Regions from separate parts of the Homo sapiens genome. Here region 2 is linked to region 1. Evidence: chromatin loops called from intact Hi-C (ENCODE). Cell type or tissue: mammary epithelial cell. All regions are shown on one strand. Each heading gives the region's core, and the rest is flanking DNA. Links, peaks and the distances in the headings are about the cores only.

What was found. Peaks named below come from ENCODE experiments on the same cell type or tissue, not always from the same donor. Only the 100,000 strongest peaks of a DNase experiment are listed, where the experiment ranks them.
Region 2: a loop joins it to region 1, with 2.7 times the contacts of the local background. A loop is called at or near these places in 1 of 110 quality-filtered maps.

What each region holds. Positions count from the first base shown.
Region 1 is chr20:35,299,426-35,307,547 of GRCh38, reverse strand. UQCC1 (ubiquinol-cytochrome c reductase complex assembly factor 1) reads left to right here. Exons shown (of 10, transcript NM_018244.5): 9 at 769-882; 10 at 3,479-4,970. The coding sequence ends at 3,613. Among named protein-coding and RNA genes, the nearest start is that of FAM83C, 11 kb to the right of the region's middle. RefSeq lists enhancers at 1,548-1,842, 935-2,134, 2,426-3,246. In mammary epithelial cell, for the core only: a CTCF peak has its summit at 3,545 (motif pointing left); DNase peaks (open chromatin) are centred at 1,657, 3,547, 4,547, 4,637 and 1 weaker place; H3K27ac peaks cover 4,000 bases.
Region 2 is chr20:35,509,047-35,517,168 of GRCh38, reverse strand. CEP250 (centrosomal protein 250) reads right to left here. Exons shown (of 35, transcript NM_007186.6): 34 at 7,115-7,171; 35 at 1-5,806. The coding sequence ends at 5,543. Among named protein-coding and RNA genes, the nearest start is that of C20orf173, 17 kb to the left of the region's middle. In mammary epithelial cell, for the core only: a CTCF peak has its summit at 5,162; no DNase peak of the experiment used is centred there.

The DNA.
Region 1 (8,122 bases), core at 1,309-5,308:
AAGACTCTCAGCCCTCCCTCCTCTAGAGGTCCAAGCTAGAAAATGTCCTTAGCTGGTGGCTGGGGCTCTTATTTTGCTCTGTAATCTTTAAGCTTCCCAACAGAAGTCTCCTCTGCCAAAAGAGGCAGCGTTAGGCACACACACACATGCAAGCTCTGAGCCTGGCCCTCTGTGGCCCCAGCAATCCTGCTGAACATCCTGTTCCCCTACTTAGGGAGAGGCTGGGCCCAGAGTTGGGTAAGAGTGAAGACAAGGTAGCTGGCTCCCTTCCCCCAAGGACCAGTTGCCTTGCCTTGGTCCTTGGACCAAGCAAGAAGGCACAGTCCATGCCCACCTCCATTCCTGGGAGAAACATACATTCACAATATTCCCAGCCCGTGCCCTGTGGACAGCAGGGGGAGCATTGCTGCTATGGACAGCAGGGGGAGCATTGCTGCTACTGTTTCTCTTCTCAGCCTCTCAAGTGTTGCCTGGGCCAGGCGCAGTACGGAGTACTGCCTGAGTCCCAGCTCTGCATCACCTAACTGGTGGCTTGGCCCCTCTGGACCCCCTGTTCTCCCTCTGTATGTAATAAAATGAAGGGATTGGGCCAGATACCCTTGTAAGACCCCTTCCACCTCTACTGTGTGACTGCCCCATTTTCCTCTTGTGCGTGGAGGGCCCTTCTGAGCTGATTCCATGGTTGCTAGCATGTTCATAGTATCCCCACCGTCTGTGTCCTGGCTCTGTGGATCCCTCAGGAGACCACTGCTGTGCTGTATGTTCCAGGGGATCCTTTCAGATGATCATGGGCTGGCCGCTGCCCTCTGGAGAACCTTCTTCAACCGGAAATGTGAAGACCCTCGACATCTTGAATTGCTGGTAGAGTATGTGAGGAAACAGGTGAGTGACCCTTTCCCTCCCCTCCCAAGTCCTGGCAACAGTGGGTCCTCCTCTTGGGCTTTCAGGGGATCATGAGAGGTGGAGTTACCAAGGACCAGCCTGAGAGAATTCTGACCAGATCACATCAGCACTAGACGCTGAAGAAGGAGCGCCTTCTGTATGTCCAACCATGAACTGGGCCAGGGAGCGGGAAATGGGAAGAGAGAGAGAAAGAGGCATCGAGTAGTCTCCTGCCCTCAGGAACTTTGAGTCATTCATTCACTGTGCACCTCATTGCCTACTGTGCGCCCAGTGCTATGCTAGCAGCTGGGCCCACAGAGTCCTGGCAGATATGAGCACGTGGTGTAGTAGCAGCTGCCCACTGTGGACCCCTTCTCTACCCACTTGGATTTGTTTCCTGCTCCTGACTTCCAGCAAAACTGGGCAGCAGGCAGCATTTCACAGACAGCCTCTTCCTGCTAGATGCTCTCCACAGTCAAGTAGAGTCCCCCCACTTCAGTTTCTCACCCCTCTGGCTCCCCAGGGCTCCCCGACATCAAAGCTTCTACGAGAAAGCTCCGCAGTGGGGGCTGCTTACCCACATAGCTGTCCTCAAGCCCCGGGGAATTAATTCCTTGACCTCCCTGCCCTCAGATCCTGTATTGATGGGAAACTCATACTTGATAGATGAGTGAGCTGACTGGCAGCGAAGAGGACATAGAGGCTCTTCCAGGGCCTCCCAGTGAGTCAGCCTGCACAGCTGCCCTAGGGCCCCAAGCTGTGTGATTCATGTGACCACTGAGGCCTCAGCTGCCTCAGACAGCTCAGGCTGTGCCATGAGTCACACCTTTGCTTCATGGCCTGGCCCCTGGAGCTGAAGGGGTGTCACGCCACAGTTACTCTCTTGTTCACTTGTATTCATGGTCTTCAACAACCAGGAAAGGCAAGGCTGGACTTCAGCTCTTGAGAAGACAGGGCCCATAGGACTAGCTTGTTAACTGCTGGAAAAACCACATACTGGGGCTCTGCAGACCCACAGGGTAGAGAATCCCAGGAGCCAGGACTTCTGTTTGACCACTCTTCAAATCTGCTAGAGCCAGGGAGAGGGCACGGCATGGCCAGAGGGCCCCACTCACAGAGAATTCTGATACTCTGTTGACTGGACTCACCCTCAGACGGGAGTAGCAATTCGCAAAGCAAATGCTGTGTTTTCTGAGAGACCTGCCCAACATTTCCATCTGCCATGGTGGGCTTGTGCCAGAAGCCCCAACAAGACACACTGGGACTTCTCCGAGGGCCCTCTAGGAAGGGGCTGCCACAACCATTGTCCCTACAAGAGGTCCCATGTGGCCCCAGTGAGAGGCAGTGGAAAAACCGTGAAGGGGTTCTTGGGAAAGCAGGGAGCTTTGGTGGGGACCCAGTTCTATCAGCAAACCTTTTGAGCACCTGCTGCTCCATGTACTCTTGGGAAAGCAACGATTAATAAGACCCAGTCCTGCCCTCGAGGAGCCAGCTCATGGTTTGGTGAGGAAGCCCAGGCACACGGCTAACCCTGGAGTAAGCCAGCCTGTTATGTGATACAGGGAGGGCAGAGTGCTGAAGGCCGGGAAAGGAAGAGCAGGAGCTGGGCCTTGAGCAGACTGTTTGGTGTGGCCGATGGCCCAAGAGCCAACCAGAGGTTCTGTTGAGATTTTCAACCCAGGAGGTGGGCAGAGGGGTGGCACTGGGGGCAGAAATGGAGTCACTGTAAGGGAGGAGTGGGCTTTAGGGAAGAGATGGCAGGGCAGGTGGGAATCCAGAGCCAAGACACGTGCGAGAGGCTGGGGTTGAGTTCAAGCGTCAGCAGCTGGAAGCGGAAGCAACCAGAGTGGTGGATTCTTGGAAGGGGGAATGACCTAAAGCCTAAGATGAAGTCTCCTGGCCCTGCAGCAGTGGCTTCTCTGGATGATGACCATTTTAATGGCAGAGCTGTCTGCCCCTACTGTCCTAGAGAGGTGATACTGGGGCCCACTGACCAGGGGCCCACTAGAGGACAACAGAGGCATACATATGTTTAAAGCGTGAGTGCCTAGCACTGCATATATGCATATTGTTGAATCTCTTCATGTGTCCTGTGAGGTACCTGTTTCTATCCCCTCTCTCAAGACAAGGGAACTTAAATCTCAGAGAGGGGAAGCTGCCACCCTGGGTAGCAGCACTGGGAAGGGACAGAATCAGGACTCTCACCCAGCAGTGCTGGGGTGGACAGCATGGCTGTGTGCGCTGCAAGCCCTGACTTCCTGGCCTGCAGGAGCTGTCTAGGGAGGGCGTGTAGGGGAGACGTGTCCTTGGGAGGTGTGTGTCTGTCTCCATTCAGAGGTGTGATAGGGAATTCCCTAACTGCCCCCGCCACCCAGCTCCCCAGTGACTGCTTTCTCTGAACCACCTTAGTGAAATTATCTAGGAGATCAGAGACGGCTTGGCCTGGGACGGCTTGGTCTGGGACCTGGGATGGTCAGAAGCCCCCCTCATGCCCCGTCCCCTTCCTTCCTCTCCTCTGGGAGGCTGGTTCCTGACGCTGGCTCCTCACCTCTGCCCTGCCTCTGTCGCTTCCTCCTTCCCCCTCCCCTGGTTGCAGATACAGTACCTGGACTCCATGAACGGGGAGGATCTGCTTCTGACAGGGGAGGTGAGCTGGCGCCCTCTAGTGGAGAAGAATCCTCAGAGCATCCTGAAGCCCCATTCTCCGACTTACAACGACGAGGGACTTTGATGGGCTGGGCCCTCCGCACGGCCCGCCAGCTGGCTTCGAGGAACCTCCAGGAGAGAAGTGCCTGTTGGTCCAGGACCCTGCAGAAAGTGGCCTGAACTGACCTCTGAACAGCATCTGTCAAATACCTGGCCCCATTTGTGTTGAGTTTCCTCTTAGTGTGCCCAGGAGTCTGATCTGCTGGGGTACAGGGCTGGGAGAACCCCTAGCTCTCCCGGGGTGTCCTCTCCCTTAGGGGAAGCCCCGAGTGAGAGTCCCCCAGCACACACTCCCCAACCCCCTCCAGCAACTACATGTGACTGATAGCTTTTCCCAAAGGCCAAGGAAGGGATGGTGTAGGTTCAAAAGGGAAACCCCCCAGGGCCTGCTGTGGCCTAGGAGCAGATTGTAATGCTGCCGAGTCCGGTCGGTGACCACGCGTTGTCCCTCGGCTTTCAGCCATGGGGTTGAGTTGGCCATTAAAAGAAACAGAGACTTCTCTCTGCCATGGCCCTTCTTTATTCCAGGGACTTAGAAACTTGCCTGAGATGGTGGACGCAGTAATGAGGGCACCGCGCAGCTCAGTTAGAGACGGAGAAAGGGAAGAGGCTGGGATGGTCTCTGCTGCTCTTGCCTCTAGTTCATGGAGATGTGTCTCTGTTCAGGCCAAGATACAGCCAGCCAGGCCTGTCGTCTGGGACCCAGGAGGCCTCTGATGACCAAGGGCTTTCACATCCTAAGTCATTTGGAAGGAGGCCTTGAGAACAAAGTCACCTTTGTCACTCCCAGTGAACTGAATGAGGAACATGCTGTCTCCTGTCTTGGCCTCCCCTTTCATGAGATACTGGGGAGAAGAGAACATTCCTCCTGGCTTAGTTGTAGCAGACCCAGACCTGTGCCCAGCTTTGGTCCCCCTTCCCAACTTCTGAAGCACGTGCTGCAGAGCCACCTTGGTCTGAGCACCTGAGGACCAGCCCCTCCTCCCTCAGTGCGGGTCATCTCTTGGGGGATTTTCTTAAAGTGAAGAAAGGGGGTGGGGAACCATATTGCCCCTCCCTCCCCCATCAAACTTCCTTCATTTAACTTGCTATAAAATGAGTCATATAAAGAAACTCTATATGGGTGAGGTATATCCCACTTCTGTGAAAACATTACAAATCAAACCGCTTCTCTCAGTTTATTTAAGATGCTTTTGTTGCGAGCGGAGCTCTAGAGTGAAGCCTCCTGTGTGTGTGTGAGATAATAACACCTTGTAACTCATTACAGCTGGGCACTATTTACATAAACCAGAGCTGAGCCAGGCAGGAATTTGCTGATTAATTTATTTTTAATGGAGTGAAGTATACCATGCACCAAAATAAACTTTACTGTGTGTACCTAACTGCTCCTGGAATGGATGGAAAAATTAATGGAACAGATTTTGGCTCCCAACTCTACACATTAATTCATATATAAAAGTTATTTGAGCTTTAACCCATTTGCTGCCCAGGGTAGCTCCCCAGCCACAGATCCCAGCTCATGGCACCAGTTCAGCTACCGGGCTTGCTTTAGAATCCTGGAAGCTCAGATTTGGAAGGAACTTGAAAGGTCATTTGGTCCAGCCCTGGTCCAGAACCTGACTCCCCTTCTTAGCATCCCAGTCAGCCAGTGTTCATGCAGGCCCTGGGTGAGTCCCTCCAGCATCTGATGGTCCCTGCCTACAGAGCTAGTCCTGTCTGCTCAGGAGTTTGTCGTCGTGCAACACAGCAACTTGCAGTATGGAGCTGCCTTTGAAGGAGCCAGATTGGATCTATCGTGTCTGATGTTGGTGAGCCCTCACTTCTTGGCCATCAGCACCTTTCCCTGACTCTGCCAATCCCCCTCCCCTTAAGATCTATTCCAGGTTCCTTGGAGGCTACCCTTATTCTTGGTTTGGCCACTGCCTCCATTCCTGTTTTTATGAGTCTACCCATCTCTTCTCTGAGCACACTGAACCTCTTGGGGTTACCTGGAGAGATCATGCTATGTGTCCTCTACCTAGAACCTTTGTCCCTCCCTCTCCTGTCCCCTCCAGGTACAGTCACGATATCCGTGCTGCTCCCCACGTGGTTCTCTGCTCTGGAGCACTTACCTTTTTATTTATGTAGAGACAGTTTCTCACTATGTTGATCCTCCCACCTTGCCCTCCCAAAGTGCTAGGATTATAGGCATAAGCCTCCACACCTAGCCCTGGTAACACTTACCTTACCATGTTAAAATGATTTTTTTACCCACCTCCTACACTGTACTGTGAGCTGCCTCAGCGTGGAGTGGACACTGTGTTTGTGTTGGTCACTGTTGTTTTTCCAGTGCTCAGCCAAATGCCTGATTCATGATCAGCATCAGTGTATACTTGGATAAATGAAAGAATGAATGTGTGACTAAATCACCAAGTGTTATCAATACAACCCCAACCAAAAAGCCCCCTTCTGGACCATTCTCAGTGTGACCCATACAGTTTCACTTATTTTAGCGACTTAATATTGAGCACTCCCTTTGGTCTTAGCATAGGAACCAAAATGGAAAGTTCTTTCCATAGCTAAATGCTTTTCTAGTGTAACTCATTATTGTACAAAACAAGTGAAGGACACAATTTCTTGCCTTCAGGGAGACTGCTCTGTAGGAATGATTTTGTCATTTATTAATATTTGTATTCTGTATTCTTCCAGAAAAGATCACAGCAGATTAAGAGACACAGTTTGTAATAAAATTGTAGGCTGGGTGCAGTGGCTCATGCCTGTAATCCTAACACTTTGGGAGGCCGAAGTGGGCGGATTGGTTGAGTCCAGGAGTTCAAGACCAGCCTGGGCAATACAGTGAGACCCTGTCTCTACAAAAAGTTAGCTGGGTGTGGTGACATGAGCCTGTAGTCCCAGCTACTCAGGAGACTGAGGTAGGAGGATCACCTGAGCCCAGGAGGTGGGGGTTGCAGTGAGCTGAGATCATGCCACCACACTCCAGCCTGGGCAACAGAGTGAGACCCTGTCTCAAAAAAAAAAAAATCCTTAAAGTTTGAAAGATCAGATCCAGGTATTGGGAGGGAAAAAGAGGGAAAATAATTATGTTGGAAAACCTGGACTGCTAATGAGCAACTTTCATATGACTTTTTTAAAATTTTATAAAATACTGTAAATGCATTGTCTCACAACAATCAGGTAAAACAGGTATTGCCCTCATCATTTTTATTATCCCTTTAACACAAGTGAGGGGACTGAAGCTTAGAGGGGCCTAGAGAAAGAGTGATCGAGGATAAGAAGGGGCCAAGAGTGCTCCAGCCCACGACAGACCCTGGGGACCCTGCTTTGTCCCCATGTCACCCTGCCTCCCTCCCCCAGGTCAGCCAGGAGATTTGCAATTGAGTATGAGACCTTGCTCTGAGCTTCCTGGTCAAAGGTGGAAAATGGAAAGCCCTAAGGTTGTAGAGTTCCCATTGTCACATAAAAGGAAGTACACTTACTCATCAGAAGAAACATATGTCTTCCTTACTCTTCAGAGAAGACTGTATTATAGAGGTTTTCAAATGAGAAACACTGAACAGTACCCCTAAGATTGATGTTTTACCTAAAAATTTGAAAAAAGAAATCATCGCTATTTCTTCCGATGAGAAATAGCAATGCTGTACGACAAGACGGGGTGAATCTTAAACTGAGGTTGAAGCCCAGGCCGCACTTCAGCCAGCATCTTTTGAGTTTTCCCTCCATGCCAGGCTTGCTTGGTATTTTCACTTGTCACCTCACTCGCCGCCTTGCAGGTGAGGATTCTTAAGCTCATATTCCAGGAGGGGAATGCCCAGATGTACCCTGTATGGTGGCTCTGACCCAGTCCACCGCTTCAGGCTGTGAAGAGTGAGGCTTAAGGAGGTAGGAAAACGGGAATTGAGGACTAGCTGTCCAGTTGAAGGCACAGAACAGGAAGCTCTTCAGACTGCAGCAACTGTTGAGTTAGCTGCTAAGGGAAGGAAGGGTTGCAGAGATCAGGTGGGACCATGAGTAGGGGTAGCACAGATCACACATCAGCTGCCAGGCAGCAGGAAGCCACTGTGCGCATTCTTGGTAAAGACTGGGGCATGATGGCAGTGGAGAGACAGTGGTACCAGGATGGATTGGCTCTGTCAGGAAGGGAGTTTAGCCATCTGGGCTTGAGATGCCGGGGGTGACAGATGGAATTCAAAGGGAAGCTCAAACCCCAGAGACATTTCCGAGAAAAAACTCATCAGGACTTGAGGCCTAATGTGGAGCCTGAAGAGAGTGCAGTCACAGAACTCACTGGGGCCCAGAGATGGTGACGTCTGGCAGAAGATCCTCTTTGGAGGAGAAGAATCCTCTCTGTGTTGTGTTTTTTCTTTTTCTTTTTCTTTTTCGAGATGAAGTTTTGCTGCTGTTGCCCAGGCTGGAGTGCAGTGGTGTGATCTCGGCTCACTGCAGCCTCCGCCTCCCAGGTTCAAGGGATCCTCCTGCCTCAACCTCCCTAGTAGCTAGGATTACAGGTGCCCGCCACCAAGCCCTGCTAAATTTT
Region 2 (8,122 bases), core at 2,713-6,712, 210 kb before region 1:
ACCCTTGAGGACTGAATAGGTCCAGAGGGAGGCAGGAGCTAAGGTGCTGGAAGGAGGTGTTCTGCGGACGGTTGAGGAAGGGATGGAGGCCAACAGGAGAGGGGAATGTAGAGTCTGTGACCATGGCTTCCCACTTTTCTCAGTGCCCGGTGTCTGAGTCAGCATGCCACTTGCCATGTGCTCTGCCCTGTGGGACAAGAATGTAGCCTTCAATGGGGGGGTTTGAGCTTATGCTCACCTGTGGCTGACGTTTCTGCCGTCTGCTCAGAGGTCTAACCTGAATGAATGGATAACACCTGCCATTGCTTCTGGATGTACCCCTGGACTCCACACAACCCGTGCATCCAACTGGCTTGACACTTTGAAAGGGCCTTCAAGCCCTCTCTTTGTCCAAGATGCTCTGTTTGACTCTCCCTGGCCTCACTGAGAGCAGCCAGTGGGTCTCTTCTGCACAACTGGGTCATTCTGCAAACTTTCATCTGTGTCCAGGTTCTGTGTGCCTAGAGGTGAGCTCCTTCTCAGAGATCCCTGTGGAGCTTTGTTTAAATGAGTATTTGCCAAATGACTGAATAGCTGGGGCAGGAGCAGCAGCTAGCCAATCTCATTCACCAGGTAATGGAGTCAGGCAGACAAACTTCAGATGGCCCTTATACAGGGAAGAGAGTTATAGCCAAAGGCTCCAGCATGAATCATCAAACCACATACAACAGCAGAAGCCGAGGCCATCAGTCAGCTAGAATGTGAGACTACTCCTGGCCAGCAATCTGACCTGCAGGGCTGGAATGTTCATAGATACGGGAGAGGTTTTGATAGGAAACCAAGACAGGAGGTGCAAGGGCAATGTGTGGATTATTAATCTGGCCTTCCCTGATTCCCTCACCTGAACAACTGGTAGTAATTAAGAAAGAATCACATTTGAATATGAATTCTCGTCCCCCTCCCTGGCTCTAAATAAATGGCCATGTGCTGGGAATAGGGGTTACCCACTCTCTCAGATGACACATCACACAGCCTTGGCAGAGACTCATCTCTCCTCCTACCCCTGACCCATTCAATTATTTTACCTCCAAGCCCATCCACCTGAGCCAAGGTTCAGGCCCTATAAGGGCATATATAGAGCTGGTAGTATTGCCAATGAAAGGCTAAGAAGAGGTCAGAGTGTCCACCCTGTGACCAGGCTACTGATGTAATGAGTTGGGTGAGATCAACTGGCCAGGAGCACAGTCCAACGAAGTCTCACCTCTCATCCTCACCTCCAGCAGGGTAGAGGGAGTAAAAGGGCCTCAGGACCCCATGTTTTTGCCCTTCATCCTCCCTTGCCTGCTTCTTAAGTGTGGTGAGCAGAGTTGAGCTTGCACTCCTCCTCAGCTGTGCCCAGAATCATGTGGAGGGCTCTCTTGGTTTGGAGCACACTGGCAGCTCTTGCTTCTTCCTCTTCCCTGCCCCTGTCCCCTGGCCCCATTCCCCCGCTCTGCAGAGTACTGGGTCAGAAGGCAGGAGGTGAGGTATTGCAGGGTGGACAGCTGAAGGTATCATCTACCCCAAGGCCAAACTAAAAAAACCAGGAATCTGTCCCATGGGCTGAGATGAGGCCTGCAGGCAAAGCCTCAGGCCTGGAAGTCAGCTCACTGCTTTTGTGGCTGGGGTTTCCCACCCCACAGGTACTTCTAGAAGTTCTGCCACTGGCCCCAGAGCTGCAGAGGTTCTGTGGCTGCTCAATTCAGCCCCGCATCTACAAAGCCTGCCTTCACCAGCATGGTGTGTCTGCCTGGTTTGATCAGCACTTCAGATGGGCCCTGAAGCCCCGATGCAACTGGAGACCACGCCATCTCCAGAGGCCGGTGGATGCTCGGTCCTGGGCTCTGGGCTGCATCCTCTTCTTGATCCCTTCCTCCGCTGGGCCTCCAGTTGCAATGGCTCCAGCCTTTCCTTGGTACTGGAACCAGGGGTGAGTGATAAACAGTCTGTGTTCTTCTCCATAGGCACCAATGCTAGGACACCTAACCCAATTCCGGCTGGTCAAGAAGCTACTCCAACCGATCCCCAGGTCACAGCTAGACCCCGAGCTCCGACTCTGCCAGTCCTGGGCCATGCGTATTTGGAATATAGGATAACCATCACTGAGCACCACACTGTGCTCAGGTGGGGGCAGAAGGGTGAGGGTGGGAAGCAGCACCACTCTGTGAGCCCCAGTGCCTTCCTATCTCTGTAGAATAAAACAGGGCCTATTCTGGGCTTTAAGAATAACGTGGACAACAGAACTCCCCTGCACTTAAAGCACCCCGAATACTCATGGCCTGCATGAGAACACCCACATGCTGTGGGTGTCGAAGCCTCCAGACCTAGTGTGGACTGCAATGGTTTTATCAGGCGGTATGACCAGTGGGGGCCCCAGACCTGGCGCAGACAGCCTTTGGCACTTTGGTGTCAACATTGATCTTGCCCTCCCTGTGCAGCCTGTAACTGTACACTCCCCACCCTCCTTATCTCAACATACACCACCAGCTTCTCCTCCTTTAACGGGTACATTCAGTTTTTCTGCCTTCAGGGTGCTGGCAGTCCCATGTGGGAAGCAGAGCAGCAAAGGTCCTTGGGTTGGGAGGTGATGGTCACTGCTCTAACACACAAAGCACGTGGGATCCTTGAGAGAACAGGGGCAGCACCCGCCGGACCTCAGCACTCCCCGGAAACAAGAACATTGCCCAGCCTCTGACGACTCTTGTCCCCTCCTGCTTTCAGGCCTTTCCAGCCAGTACCAGCTTCTATCAAAGCAGACAAGATTAGGAAGGGGGAAAAAAGTTTTCTGCAAGAAGATAATCTCTGTGGCTGAGCTCTAACCTCTACTCCTGCATGTTCTGGTGGCCAATTGCACCTTCCTCAAGTACATCCACGAGAACTGGCTGGACTGCCAGGGACTCCTCCCGTCTGCTGGATTCACCATTCTGGTTATACCCTGCCACATGTGACAAGGTCAGGAAAGGAGGCTCCGGCCTCATGCCCTTAGGCAAAGTTGGGTCCCCCCTGGATGACACATATTCCTTCCTTCACACTTCCCCACTTCAGGTCTCTTTGGGTCTGGAGCTGATGAAAACAGCAGTTGTCACCATTATTGGTGGGACACTCCACAGAGGCAATCCTGCTACTGGGCAAGGAAAGTGTACTTTAGAAAGCCGGAGTGGAAGATCATCCACAAGCTCGAGTGTGAGGGCAAGAGCACAGTCTACACTTGAACTGAAGGCCAGCCCTGCTCTGAATATCTGGTGGGGAGGGGAGACCCTAGGCCGAGGTCTATAATGGAGCTGGGGGGCTCTTGAGGGTTGGATGGAAAGAGAAGAGCAAATACAGATTAGTCTAGTCCTGAATAAAGACCCTGCTTGGCAGCCTCTAAGATGTCTTTCAGCTGCTGGAACCTCTCTGAGGCCCAGAAGGTATGTGGGGCCTAAGGCCCTGGCTCATGACCTACAGAAAATGATGCTGAGAAGAAACTCTAAGGTAAAAAACAGGGACCCTCTGTCAGCCCGAGCCTGAGAACCAGGGCTGGAGGATGTAACAAGTGAACAACCAAGAGAAGTCTTGTCTCTGACAACTCCTAGCATAAAAATGGCCTAAAGGGCCGGGCGCGGTGGCTCATGCCCGTAATCCCAACATTTTGGGAGGCCGAGGTGGGTGGATCACCTGAGGTCGGGAGTTCGAGACCAGCCTGATCAACATGGAGAAACCCTGTCTCTACTAAAAATACAAAATTAGCCGGGCATGGTGGCACGTGTCTATAATCCCAGATACACAGGAGGCCGAGGCAGGAGAATTGCTTGAACCCAGGAGGTGGATGTTGCCACTGGTGAGCCGAGATTACGTCACTGCACTCCAGCCTGGGCAACAAGAGCAAAACTCTGTCTCAAAAAAAAAAAAAGGAAAAAGAAATAAATGGCCTAAAAGCCAGGTAAGGATTTTAAGCTACAGGGAATCTGACTGGAAATAGGGACCAGGACAGCATTTCTGGGGCCCCAGATCTGTTTCTGGGGTTTCAGAAGTTTTCACTAAGCATCTGTTGCTGAGCTGCATGTGTAGGTTTCTGGAACAAAGCTCTAGTCGCTGTGAACAGCCCCATTTCCACTCTGTGTGGTGCAATGAGACATAATGGGGCTGAGCCCCAAATTAGGAGGTCTGGGTGAGTGGGTGCTGCTCTTACCCCTCCCAGATTCTTGGCTAGGTCTCAGTTCCATCCCCAGGCTTAGTAAAGAGGAATTCCAGATTATGGTGGGAGTGCCAGAGGAAGGTAATGGCCTGCTTCTTTAAGGAAAACTGTTCTGGTTGGGCATGGTGGCTCACACCGGTAATCCCAGCACTTTGAGAGGTTGAGGTGGGAGGATCACTTGAGCCCAGGAGTTTCAGGCTGCAGTAAGATGTGATTGTGCCACTGCACTCCAGCTTGGAAGACAGGACAAAACCCTGTCTCTTAAAAAAATTAAACAATTTTTAGGCTTTGAGGAGGTTGCCAGCAATAGGTCTTAAGCCTGTGAGCTGGGTTCTGTCCAGCCTCCACTAGGACCAGTCCATGGGTGAGAAGTTCCGCCATAGTCCATCCTTCTGATTGGCTTGACACATGGTTGGACTACAGGCGACCAGATCAGTTCCAGCTGATATGCCCAGGAAGCGACATCTCAAGGACATTCACCCAGAGTAGAAGAGGAATGAGGCCATGTGGAGCTTCTGAACTCAGAGACTCTGACTTTAGCTAAAGGTCAACGCTGTGTTTTTGAGGCCCCAGAACTTCTTTTAACCCTCCAAAATCTCCCCGCTCAACCCACCCAAGCTCAGCCCCAACCCCCTGCCACAGTCAGACCAGTCTTCTCACTGTGTGCTTGGCAACACCTCCAACCCCACTCCATCTTTCAAGGGCCAGTTCGTGCCTCCCTTCCTCAGCCCCTGGAATTTCTACAGTTCTTCTAGTCAGTACACAGAATTGCCTCTGACTCATAAATGAGTGTTAGCCTGTTCTCATCAACTGGACTGTAGGCTGTCTGTGGACAGGGGCTTTGTCTTGTGTGTTCTCTGTAACCCTTCCCTATCACAGTGCATGGTGTACAATAAATGCATGCTACCTCAACAGGAATCTTTGGCAAGTTCTTCCCAGATAAACTCCCTTGATGTGGTGCTGCCACCCAGCTGCACAAGTGGAGACAGCAGCAGAAAATGAATGCAAAGATCCCAGGGTTTATTGTTGAAGGAGAAGATGAAGGAGGTGGTGAAGTGCTAGGAAAATAAATTCTAGATGAGAGGCAGTACATGTCCCTCAGCCAGGGCAAGGCACCCCTCTGGGTGATTCCATAGGGAGCAAGCAAATGCAATTTGCCTCATTCCCAGGTGAGTTGGGGTCCTCCCCAGGGTTGCAGATTTACTTCCTCTTCCTGGGAACACCCGCCGACCTGGGGCTCCTGGGTGCCTAACAGAGCCAGGCTTTTCCTTTGGCAAACCTGTAGGTGTGCGGAGGGGCCATGACCCATGACACAGTCTTCTGTCTGTGTGCTCCTGGCTGTGGCTGCTACCTGGAGGCGGCTTGGGTAGTGCTGGGGCTGGGGTGTAGCAGGACTGGCCCTGGGGATGTCAGACTTTGAGTCAGGGACTCATCCAGCCTGCGGGTCTCTGCCTCCAGGACAGTGGCCTCAGGGGCCTGGGCCACGGCAAGAAGTGAGTGTGAGAGGCTGTGGTGCAGGCCTGCTAGCTCACGGCTGGTCTGTGCTGAGCGGGTGATGTAGTCCTGCTTCTGCTTCCGCTCCAAAGTCAGCTGAGCTTGCAGCAGGACCACCTGGTGGGCAGGAAAAAAAAAAAAAAGCGAGAGCAGCTGAGGGCCCTGAAGTTGTCCCAGCTCTTCCTGCTCTGTGTTCTCTGAAGCTCGTTGGCTGATCATCTGAATCAACTCTACCACATACACGAATCTCAGAAACAGGCTGTAGAGAGTTTAGAGGAAGGGCCCTTAGGAATTCTAGAATCCAGTGATTCTCAATCCTGGCTGCACATGTGACTCAAATAGCGCGCTTGAAAACCACAAAGCTATTCATCAACTTCACTGAAAGATAATTTACATGTGAAAAATGCCCAGTTTTAAATGTACATTTTGATGAGGCTGATAACAATATATACTCAAGTATAACCACTATCTGACTTTTTTTTTTGAGACAGAGTCTTGCTCTGTTGCCCAGGCTAGAGTGCAGTGATGCAATTTTGGCTTACTGCAACCTCCACCCCATCGGGTTCAAGTGATTCCTGTGTGTCAGCCTCCTGAGTAGCTACGATTACAGGTGTGCACCACCACGTCCAGCTAATTTTTGTATTTTTAGTACAGACAGGGTTTCGTCATGTTGGCCAGGCTGGTTTCAAACTCCTGACCTCAAGCGATCCGCCCACCTTGGCCTCCGAAAGTGCTGGGATTTCAGGTGTGAGCTACTGCACCTGCTTTGACTTTTTAATAAAATAGAAAAACATTCTGAGTTTAATAGAATTCAAAGTAATAGCTTAGGTCTAGCTACAGAGTCAGGCCCTGCCAGTAGTGACTACTGATTTCTGAAATAGGCTCAGAAATAAAAAGGTAACACTTATGATTCCTGCAACTTGAAAGGGAGAGTGGACTTTTAGTTGAGGCCTAAGAGGCAGGAAGGCTCTTCAAGTCACTTCTCTGCGAGTGGCGGCTTGAGCTGAGCTGTGTGGCCTGGAGCTTGTGCTGAGCTGTGTGGCCTGGAGCTTGTGCTGGTGCCTGGCTCCTCTGTCTGGGGCACTGGCAACAGTCTTGGCTGCGAGGGCACCTCTGAGGGCAGGGAGGCCAGGATGGCTTCCCTTGCTCCCACCTGTCCTCCTAGAATCTTCTGCCTGCTCCTCAGCCCTCTTCCTATTCCTTTCCCTTTCTAAGTATGGATTTGGAAGTCGGGGGCCAGGATCATGCTTTCTTCCCCACTCCCACCCTAGGCATATGAGAGATGGGGTTGGGACTGGGACTATTTTTGCCTCCCATGGAGACTGAAGTTCTCTGAAGGGAGGAACTTCCCCTCTCCCTGCTGGAGGTGCACAAAGGGCCTGAGTGCAAGGGAGGGAATATGGGCTTAGAAAATCCAGAACATACCTCTTTCTGCAGTTCAGCCACACACTTGGCATCTGAGTTCTTCTGTCCTCTCCCATCCTAAGGAAGACAAACAGCACTCTTGTTGGCATAGGCCTTCCCACTCTGGGGTTTCTGCAAGTTTCCTTGCAGAACCTCATCACAATCTTAGGGGCCTGGGCAAGGGCTATGGGCCAGAAGCATCTGAACTCAGACTGGACGTCTATGGGGCAGCAGGCCCTGCAGCAAGGAGAGGCCCCACACCAGCATAATGGGCAACGCCATGGAGACCTGACACAAAACATCCAAAAGGCCTGGATGGCATTTGCTTCTCTGAGGCATGTTTTAATTTAACAGAAGTACACCATGTATCTGCTTTGTGCTAGCCCTGGGCTGTGAGCTAAGGATGCAGAGAGGAAGACACGGTGCCTGCCCTTGAGAACTTTCAATAAAGGACAAGGGATGGAGATCTAGTGCTCAGCCACCATAAACAGCGCCTCCCTGTCAGGCTGCAAGCCTGTGTCTGTTGGCAGGGATACCTCACCTAGACGAGTAGTTTGGGGAGTCTTCCCCAAGCCTCTTACCCAAAAAAGGGACACTGGCTCCAGGAAAGACCATGGACCCTAAGCCTATAAACTCAACATTGTAAAAAGGTCTAAGAGATCAAGCTGTGATCAAGCTCCTAGGCTCCTCAGGAGCTGGCAAGCACCACACAACCCCCATACACCAGGGATCCTAAGCAGAGCCCCATGAGCCCCACTCCCGGGCCAGCCTGTGGCACTGGTCTGGGAGTACACAGATCTAAGTCCCTCAGAAGGCAGGGCCACTAGCCACCCCAACCCCCACCCCAATGTTGGGCCTCCTTCTCAGGGCAGGGACAGACTGAGCTGTGCCGAGCAGGGCAGAATGCAGTCAGGAGGGGCTCTCTGGACTAGCTGAAGTGCTGTTGGCCCGGGATATGCAATGAGGAGGGCTGAGTTTCTGGTGGCTGGGGTTGGGCTCTCTAAGGCTGCAGCTGAGGAAAATGAGTAA